2 separate regions of the Homo sapiens genome follow, and region 2 is linked to region 1. Evidence: read pairs that join two places in POLR2A ChIA-PET (ENCODE). Cell type or tissue: HepG2. All regions are shown on one strand. Each heading gives the region's core, and the rest is flanking DNA. Links, peaks and the distances in the headings are about the cores only.

Evidence for each region. ChIA-PET counts read pairs that join two places held together with the same protein. Peaks named below come from ENCODE experiments on the same cell type or tissue, not always from the same donor. Only the 100,000 strongest peaks of a DNase experiment are listed, where the experiment ranks them.
Region 2: POLR2A ChIA-PET joins it to region 1 with 6 read pairs; 6 of 35 experiments call an interaction of 5 or more read pairs at or near these places.

What each region holds. Positions count from the first base shown.
Region 1 is chr20:44,447,661-44,452,046 of GRCh38, reverse strand. It overlaps LINC01430 (long intergenic non-protein coding RNA 1430), which reads left to right and starts at 1,490. Exons shown (of 3, transcript NR_109893.1): 1 at 1,490-1,510; 2 at 1,957-2,087; 3 at 2,993-3,270. LINC01620 (long intergenic non-protein coding RNA 1620) reads left to right here. Exons shown (of 3, transcript NR_132343.1): 3 at 1-63. In HepG2, for the core only: a CTCF peak has its summit at 2,638 (motif pointing right); DNase peaks (open chromatin) are centred at 735 and 2,636; H3K4me3 peaks cover 428 bases.
Region 2 is chr20:44,368,209-44,372,594 of GRCh38, reverse strand. The region is part of intron 1 of HNF4A (hepatocyte nuclear factor 4 alpha); the gene reads right to left. The region is part of intron 2 of HNF4A-AS1 (HNF4A antisense RNA 1); the gene reads left to right. Among named protein-coding and RNA genes, the nearest start is that of HNF4A, 15 kb to the right of the region's middle. In HepG2, for the core only: no CTCF peak of the experiment used is centred there; DNase peaks (open chromatin) are centred at 1,814 and 2,167.

The sequences.
Region 1 (4,386 bases), core at 148-4,147:
GCTCACTATGCCCTAGGTAACACTGTAAGTGATTTTCATTAAATTTAATCTCATTCAATCTTAGGAGGTGGGTTCTACCATTATAACCATTTTAGAGACGGGATGCTCATAGTTGTCTTCTGTCCCACTCACCCACCCATACCCCTGGGACTAGAATTCATTCATTTGGTACATCTTTGCCTGATTGTGGTTTCCTTGGAACTTTTGTTACAGGGAAACTCACCAGGGTTTCCTGGGTCTTGTTTAGCCATTGAGCCTAACCTTCTGTCTGTTTTAAGACTTTTTTTTGGGGGGGGTGGGGGGGACAGAGTCTTGCTCTGTCACCCAGGTTGGAGTGCAGTGGCGCAATCTCAGCCCACTGCAACCTCCACCTCCCAGATTCAAGCAGTTCTCCCTGCCTCAGCCTCCCGAGTAGTGGCTTGGGATTACAGGCGCTCACCACCATGCCCAGATAATTTTTTTTTTTTTTGGTATTTTTAGTAGAGACAGGGTTTCACCATGTTGGCCAGTCTGGTTTCAAACTCCTGACCTCAGGTGATCCACCCACCTTGGCCTCCCAAAATGCTGGGATTACAGGCGTGAGCCACTGAGCCTGGCCTTGTTTTAAGATATTTTTAAAGGACCTTTTGTTTCAATTGGCAAATGTCTGCTGCTCTCCTACTACTGGGGCTACGTGGTGACTGACAAAGAGACTTTGCCCTCAAGGACTCGAGGCTGCTGGGGAACCCCGCTCACCAGGGTCTCTCTCCACTGCACTATGGCCAGCTTGAGGGCAAGGATGGGGTCTTTTCATCTCTGTGTCACTAAGAGGAGATCAACAGCAGGTGTGGAAACTGGCAGATCACACCACAAAGCAGAGAGGCCAGCAGGAGTCCAGAATCCCAGCCATGAACTGTCGGGCTTCAGGCAGGGAGCAGTGGGAGACCCAAAGTCTCCGTGCTATTGATATTTGGGGCTGGCTAATTCTGTTGTGGGGGATGTCCTGTGCGGAGTAGGATGGTTAGCACTATCTGTTGCCTCTGCCAGTAGCATCTTCTCTACCAGTCATGACAACCTAAAGTGTCTCCAGACATCACCGAATGTCCCCTGGGGGCAAAGTCACCCCAGATTGTGAACCACTGGCTTAACTGAAGCAAACTTAATGAAGGAAGTGTTTGCAGAGGTGAGGCATGCAGGGACTGGCAACAGTGGGGAGCTGTTAGCACCCCAAGGCCAAAGAGGTGAGAGAGAGAATGGTGTTACTTGACCCAGAGATAGCTGGAGCCATATAAGTGAGGCTAAGACAGGAGTTAAGACCATGGAGAAATTCAGCCACTGCCAAAATTAAGGCAAAACAGGGAGGGAGCTGGGGGTGGCATAAACATGCCCAGTTCTCCCTCATCCTGCCCTTTTATCTCTGCCGATTCCTCCCCTTGGCTGAATGTATTGTGATGTCAGAAGGCACAGGTGCCTCCAGGCCACAGAGCAGGACAGACAGGGTTGGAGATTGGACCACTCGTGTGTGGATGAGGTGGGTAAGCAGAGAAGAACCATCACAGGGAGGCAGGAACAGGCCCCAGAAGACAGGACATTTGTGTACTTCTTGGAGGACGTGTACTTCCCCAGTTGGAGAAAGCTGGGAAACAGTATCTCACCAGCAGGAAGAGCAGGCATGAAGCCATGGAGCTCTGAGACAGCCTGGCTCCCTGCATTGTTTATTTAATTGTGATTGTTTGTTTGATTGATTCTGCTCTGTGTGCATGTGGTGAAAGTAAAACATTTCAAAAGGTACAAAAGGGCATAAAATGAGAAGTAGGTCTTCCTCCCACCCCGACCCCAGCTACCCAGCCCCCCAACACCCACCCCGAAAGCCATCTCACTCTCCGGTCTCTCATCGCCTTCCGGAAATAGTTGGTGCACATGCTAGCTTGTGTCACTTAAACTCCTAATTTGATTTAATTTCACGGGTGTTTACAGAGCCCCTACTGTGTGCAAAGAAATGAACTGAGCTCTCTGGCCTCACACCCTAAGCCCAACCCTGATCCACTAAGCACTGGCAGCTTCAGGCCCACCACTGCTGGCCTCCCATCTCTTTCTCCAAGCAACGGGTAAGCCTGTCACAGTTATGTTGTTCAATTTATTTTATTTTATTTTATTTTATTTTTTGAGGTGGAGTCTTGTTCTGTCACCCAGGCTGGAGTGCAGTGTAGCTATCTCAGCTCACTGCAACCTCTGTCTCCCGGGTTCAAGCGATTCTCCCACTGCAGCCTCCCGAATAGCTGGGATTACAGGCACCCGCCACTACGCCCTGCTAATTTTTGTGTTTTTAGTAGAGATGGGGTTTGACCATGTTGGCCAGGCTGGTCTTAAACTCCTGGCCTCAAGTGATCCACCTGTCTCGGCCTCCCAAAGTGCTGGGATTACAGGTGTGAGCCACCATGCCCGGCTTCAATGGATGTTTTGTGGATTGGACTGAATTAAAACTGAACCATTGGTGAGAAGCAAATTAGAATGCAGGAGACACATAAACCTTGGGTGTGGTTCAGGAGACCATGTGTTTTGGGGAGAGGAGTGAGGGTTCTGTCTCCAAAGACTTGCTCTTGCTGGAGCCAATGGACAGTTAGTTGTCTAAGAAGGGAATGCCTATAGTGTGACCTAGAGGGGGCGCTAGAGTGTGAGCAGGTTGGGACTTGATCTGGCTTAGATCAGTCCAGGGAAGACCAGATCTTGCCTGGCTACCCCCAGCTGGTGTCTGTAGCCCTTGGGGGAGTTTAAGACCAGGAAAGGGGAGTTTCTGGCCAGCTGCAGAAATGGGGAATTCCACAAACAACATGTAAACTTGTCGGTACCCGGAAGCAAACAACCAAATCTGGGTATCAGATGCCCAGGCAGAAGCCGGGAGGCCAGAGCAGCCCAGGTCTCCAGGAGCAGACAAGGACCAGGCTCTTCCTTGCCTGCCCTGCTCTTCCCTGCTGATGTCTTGTTCTCTCAACACCCGGCTCTTTCCTGACAGTGCCTGTGTGTTGAGCACTTCCAGACAAACACGCCTGCCATGATGGACCACATTTCTGTGCAGATGCTGAGTACACACCGTCTCCCACTCCCACGGCTGCTTTGCAAGGACAGTGTTAATGATCCTCACTTTGTAAACAAGGAAAACTGAAGCTCAGAAAGGAGGGATGGAGGGCGGTAAGGTTGGGCATCCTACACATATGGTGATATCATTGAACATTTTGTGTTGAAGAATGATGGAGTGTTGAACACAGAATCAGAGAATTTTACTTTATTTTATTTTTTGAGAAGGAGTCTCAATCTGTCAACCAGGCTGGAGTGCAGTGGCGCGATCTCGGCTCAGGGCAACTTCCACCTCCTGGGTTCAAGGGATCCTCCTGCCTCAGCCTCCCGAGTCGCAGGGATCACAGGCATGTACTACCAGGCCCGGCTAATTGTTTTGTGTTTTTGGTGGAGACGGGGTTTCACAATGTTGGCCAGGCTGGTCTCAAACTCCTGACCTCAAGTGATCTGCCCACCTTGGCCTCGCAAAGTACTGGGATTACAGGCATGAGCCACTGTGCCTGGCCAAGAATTTTAGAATCATAAAATCTAGGAGTCCTGGGCTCCTAGGTTACCAGTATAACCCACACTGCCACCAACTCCCTGTCCATTCCCCACACTGTAAATGAAATGTCTCTCTGGGGCCCACCTCCCATTCACTCAGGCCTCTTCTCTCACCTGGGATCTTGTTCCAGACTTGTCTCTTGTCTCTCCTCCTTCCAAACCCGTACACAGGAGCCAGAGGCATCTTTCCAAACTACCAAGCAGATTGTGCCACTCTGCTGCCCCTTAAAACCCTTCCCTGGCTCCCCTTTGCCCTCAGGATAAAGTTCAAACTCCTTGACATGGTTTACTAGGTTCTCAGTCATCTGGCCACAGTCTGGCCACTCTGCCTTCTACCGCCCCCCACCCCCAACTCTATACCAACCCATACAGAACTTGTTTTGCTTCACCAGATGTGCTGGATGCTGGCTCTCTCCCCTGACCCCTGGACCTTTGCACTGGCTGTTCCCGCTACCTGGAACACAGTCTACAACACCACCTCCTTCTCTGGTTGAAGTCCTCTCTCTTCCTGTTTGCTCTGAGGACAGTTTCTGCTCACATCCCTCCTGAATATCTGGGTTGGTGTTCCTTCATTTACCACAGTCCCCACCCCAGCTGCTGTGCTTACCATGTGACAGAGATCACTACATCATGTGTGCCCGTGTGTTTGCCTGTGTCCCCATCCACTCATGAGCCACAGGAGGGCAGATATCGGGATCATCTTTTCTCTACTGAATCCCTAGCACCCAGCACTGTGCCTGGCAGAGAAGAGTTGTTCAGCCAAGATATATGTTGATAAATGAATCATAA
Region 2 (4,386 bases), core at 309-4,308, 80 kb after region 1:
GAATGGATGTGTATTTAGCTTTCAAATTGACTATTGTTTTATGTGAATGTCTGATAAAGAAAACACAATGGCTGCCAGATGGGGCCTGGGAGTGAGATTTCCCATGTGGAGAATTCTAGAAGACATGCCTGGAGTTCTGGAGCCTGGATCCTCTGGACAGACAGGTGGCCAGCTAACCAGGGTGGAGGCACCAAAGATAACTGTGGGGTGGGGAGAAGACACCAGCCCAAGAGATTTGACTGGGATTGGTCTACGCAAGAATGGAAAATGGAGGCAGAATGAGTTAGCAGCAAGCACACGTACACTGCTATAGAATCTGAGGGACCCGGCCAGTGCTGGCCAATAGAAATAGAATGTGAGCCACAGACATAATTTAAACTTTTCTTGTAGTCACTTAAAAACATGGTAAATCTATGAAATAGAAGATTGCTCGTGCAAATAAATGAACTCTGCTTTGGTCTCAGTGATCAGGGGTCCCACACTCAAGTGCCCTCAATACCCAGAGAAGTAACTGAAATAAATGGAACAGATAGGGTGTGAGCAAAGTTCACACGTTCCTCTAAGAAAAACAATACAGCAAACATGGTGATTTATGTTCATTAATAAGTTTCCGTATGGGGACACTAAGGAATAGTGGGGACTACGGCAAATTAGAGGAAGCATGAGAATCTAAAGTGGCTCCAGGAGACTGTTGTCTCATAGGTATCAGTGTTGCTAGACCTTCACTTTTTTTAAAGGAGGTGAAAGTTGGGATTTTCTTTAATTTATTTTTTTGACAGGGTCTTGCTCTGTCGCCCAGGCTGGAGTGCAGTGGCGATCTTGGCTCACGGCAATCTCCACCTCCTGGGTTCAAGAGATTCTCCTGCCCCAGCCTCCTAAGTAGCTGGGATTACAGGCGTGCTCCAGCATGCCTGGCTAATTTTTGCATTTTTAGTAGAGATGGGATTTCCCACTGTTGGCCAAGCTGATCTCGAATTCCTGACCTCAAGTGATCTGCCCACCTCCACCTCCCAAAGTGCTGGGATTACAGGTGTGAGCCACCGGGCCCAGCCTCTAATTTTTGTATTTTTTGTAGAGACAGAATCTTGCTGTGTTCAAGACCAGCCTGGCCAACATGGCGAAACCCCGTCTCTACTAAAAATACAAAAATTAGCTGGGCAGTAGTGGCACGCGCCTGTAATCCCAGCTACTCCAGAGGCTGAGGCAGGAGAATTACTTGAACCTGGGAGGCGGAGATTGCAGTGAGCCCAGATCGAACCATTGCATTCCAGCCTCGGCGACAAGATTGAGACTCCGTCTCAAAAACAAAAAGCAACAACAAAAAAAATTGTTTGAAAGCCACTAATCTGCCCATAGCCTCTAACTTACAAGTAAGGAAGCTAAGGCCTACAAATGTCAAGTACCTGAGATCCTGTGTGTGTCAGGGCTAGAGCTGGGACCACAACCTGCTCCCAGCGCTGAGCCCTGCAGGCAGCTGGGTTTGCCTGGGAAGCTGCCCAGGGGAGCACCCAGGCCTCCCTCCAGTTTCTCTGGCTCTGCCCAGGGCAGGGCCGCCTGCTCTCTCCCTGTCTCCCCACCTCCTCTGCCCTTCGTCATGCCTGTTTTGACAACTTTCTGACCTGCTCCTTCACAAACTCTGCTGGAGGTATGGCTGCCTCCACTGCTTGTCCCAGAGAATACAGAGGCGTTGGCAGTTTGGCGGCCCAGGCTCAGCCAGGCCCATGGCAGACAGTCGTCAAACAGTGGCTGTCTGGGGAGAGAGAGGTCTGTTTACCCAGGGCAAGGCCCAGGCAGAGGCTGCCGTTTCCTCCCTCCACTACTGGCCCATCCAGCTGCTCACCCTACTGACTCAGCTGTCCCCATCTGTATTTGCTCATTCCGCAAATACTTATGGGGCGCCTACTGTGTGTCAAGCACTGTTCTACATGCTGGGGATACAGCAGGGGACAAGACAGCCTAACTCCCTGCTGTCATGGAACTTCTGTGAAGGAGACAGATGATAAACAGATCAAGGAATACGTAATTTCAGCGCTGTAGAGGATAATGGAATTGCTATCAAGGGATGGAGGTGGGGCAGGCTTAGATTTGGGTGTTCAAGGGAGGCTGCTCTGAGTGGAGGACATTTGAACTAAGGCCCTGACAATGAGAAGAAATCAGCTATGCAAAGATCTGGGGAAGAGGCATTCCTGGCAGAGAGAACAGCAAGTACAAAGGCCCAATGGCAGGAGTGTGCTTGGCGTGATTGAAGGATTGTCAAAAGGCCAGTGTGGCTGGGCGTTGTGGCTCACGCCTGTAATCCCAGCACTTCGGGAGGCCGAGGCGGGCAGGTCACAAGGTCAGGAGATCGAGACCATCCTGGCTAACACGGTGAAACCCCGTCTCTACTAAAAATACAAAAAATTAGCCGGGCGCAGTGGCGGGCGCCTGTAGTCCCAGCTACTTGGGGGGGCTGAGGCGGGAGAATGGCGTGAACCCGGGAGGCGGAGCTTGCAGTGAGCCGAGATCGCGCCACCGCACTCCAGCCTGGGTGAAAGAGTGAGACTCCGTCGCAAAACAAACAAACAAACAAAAAAAACAAAAGTCCAGTGTGGCTGACTGCAGTGACCAAAGGGAGAAAGACGAGAGACCATCAGACAAGAGTCAGAGCCTGTGAGAGCCTTTTGGTCAAAGAAAAGAGCCCAGGGCCGGGCGCGGCGGCTCACGGGAGGCCAAGGTGGACAAATCGCTTGAGGTCAGGAGTTTGAGACCAGCCTGGCAACATGGTAAAACCCTGACTCTATTAAAAATACAAAAATTGCTGGGCATGGTGACACGCGCCTGTAATCCCAGCTTCTTGGGAGGCGGAGGTTGCAGTGAGCCAAGATCATGCCACTGCACTCTAGCCTGGATGACAGAGTGAGACTCCAACTCAGAAAAACAAAAGAAAGAAAGAAAGAAAAAGAGCTCAGGTTGTATTTGAAGGGCGATACAAAGCTGTTGGAGGAGTTTCAGCTGGGATGTGAAACATGGCTGTACTCTGACCTTCTCTAACTCTGCCCCATTCCCTTCATGACTTCCTGTCCCAACTGTTTCCAGGTACATTTGAGATTGTTTGAAATAGCGTTTAAATATTTTCTTTTCCTTTTAAATTTTCATTTATTTATTTATTTTCCTTTCTCTTTTTTTGAGGCAGGGTCTCAGTCTATCATCCAAGCTGGAGTGCAGTGGCATGATGTTTGTTCACTACAGCCTCGACCTCCTGGGTTCAAACGATCCCCCCACTCATCCTCCCAAAATGCCAGGATTACAGCATTTTGAGCCACTGTGGCCGGCCCAGTTTTTTTTTTTTTTTTTTTTTTTTTTTTTGAGATGGAGTTTTGCTCTTGTTGCCCAGGCTGGAATGCAATGGCGTGATCTCAGCTCACTGAAACCTCCACCTCCCACATTCAAGAGATTCTCCTGCCTCAGCCTCCACAGTAGCAGGGATTACAGGTGCCCGCCACTATGCCCAGCTAATTTTTTTGGTATTATTAGTAGAGACAGGGTTTCACCATGTTGGCCAGGCTGGTCTCGAACTCCTGACCTTGTGATCTGCCCGCCTCGGCCTCCCAAAGTGCTGGGATTACAGGCGTGAGCCACCGTGCCCAGCCTCTTGTTTGTATTTCTAAACATCATGGTTATACTGACTTCTCAAGAAATCAAGACTTCTTGATTTTTTAGTTATAGACGTAATGTGTTAACTTGCTAGTAAGAAAGATCCTATACAACTATATCCCAATTTGGAGATAAATCAATATTTTAAATTGCATAACCACATTACTATTATGGCTATTACTCACAGCTGACTTTGTCTGTATGTGAACCAAGGTCTTTCCATGCACTGTTTCAATTAATCTTCACTGTAACATGGTAATGTAGCTTTGGTCAATATCATTAACAATACATACTAACATTTTACATTCAAGGAACTTTTTGCAGTTTGCAGGACACTCTTGCCTCTATCCCCTTGAGCAGCAGAGCTACCCTGAGGGGTAAATAGAACTAGCATTATTAACCCCATTTTCAGAGGAGGATGTGGATCCCAGAATGATACAGAAAATTCTACCCATCCCAGTAGGGCCCAGTGGTTCAAATAAAACCCATCTTCCTGGCAGGGCCTGGTGGCTCACACTTATAATCCCAGCACTTTGGGAGGCCGAGGCAGGTGGATCACTTGAGGTCATGAGTTCGACACCAGCCTGGCCAACATGGCAAAATCCCATCTCTACTAAAAATATAAAAATTAGCTGGGTGTGGTAATGCAAACCTGTAATCCCAGCCACTCAGGAAGCTGAGGCACGAGAATTGTTTGAACCCAGGAGGTGGAGGTTGTGATGAGCCAAGATGGTACCACCGCACTCCAGCCTG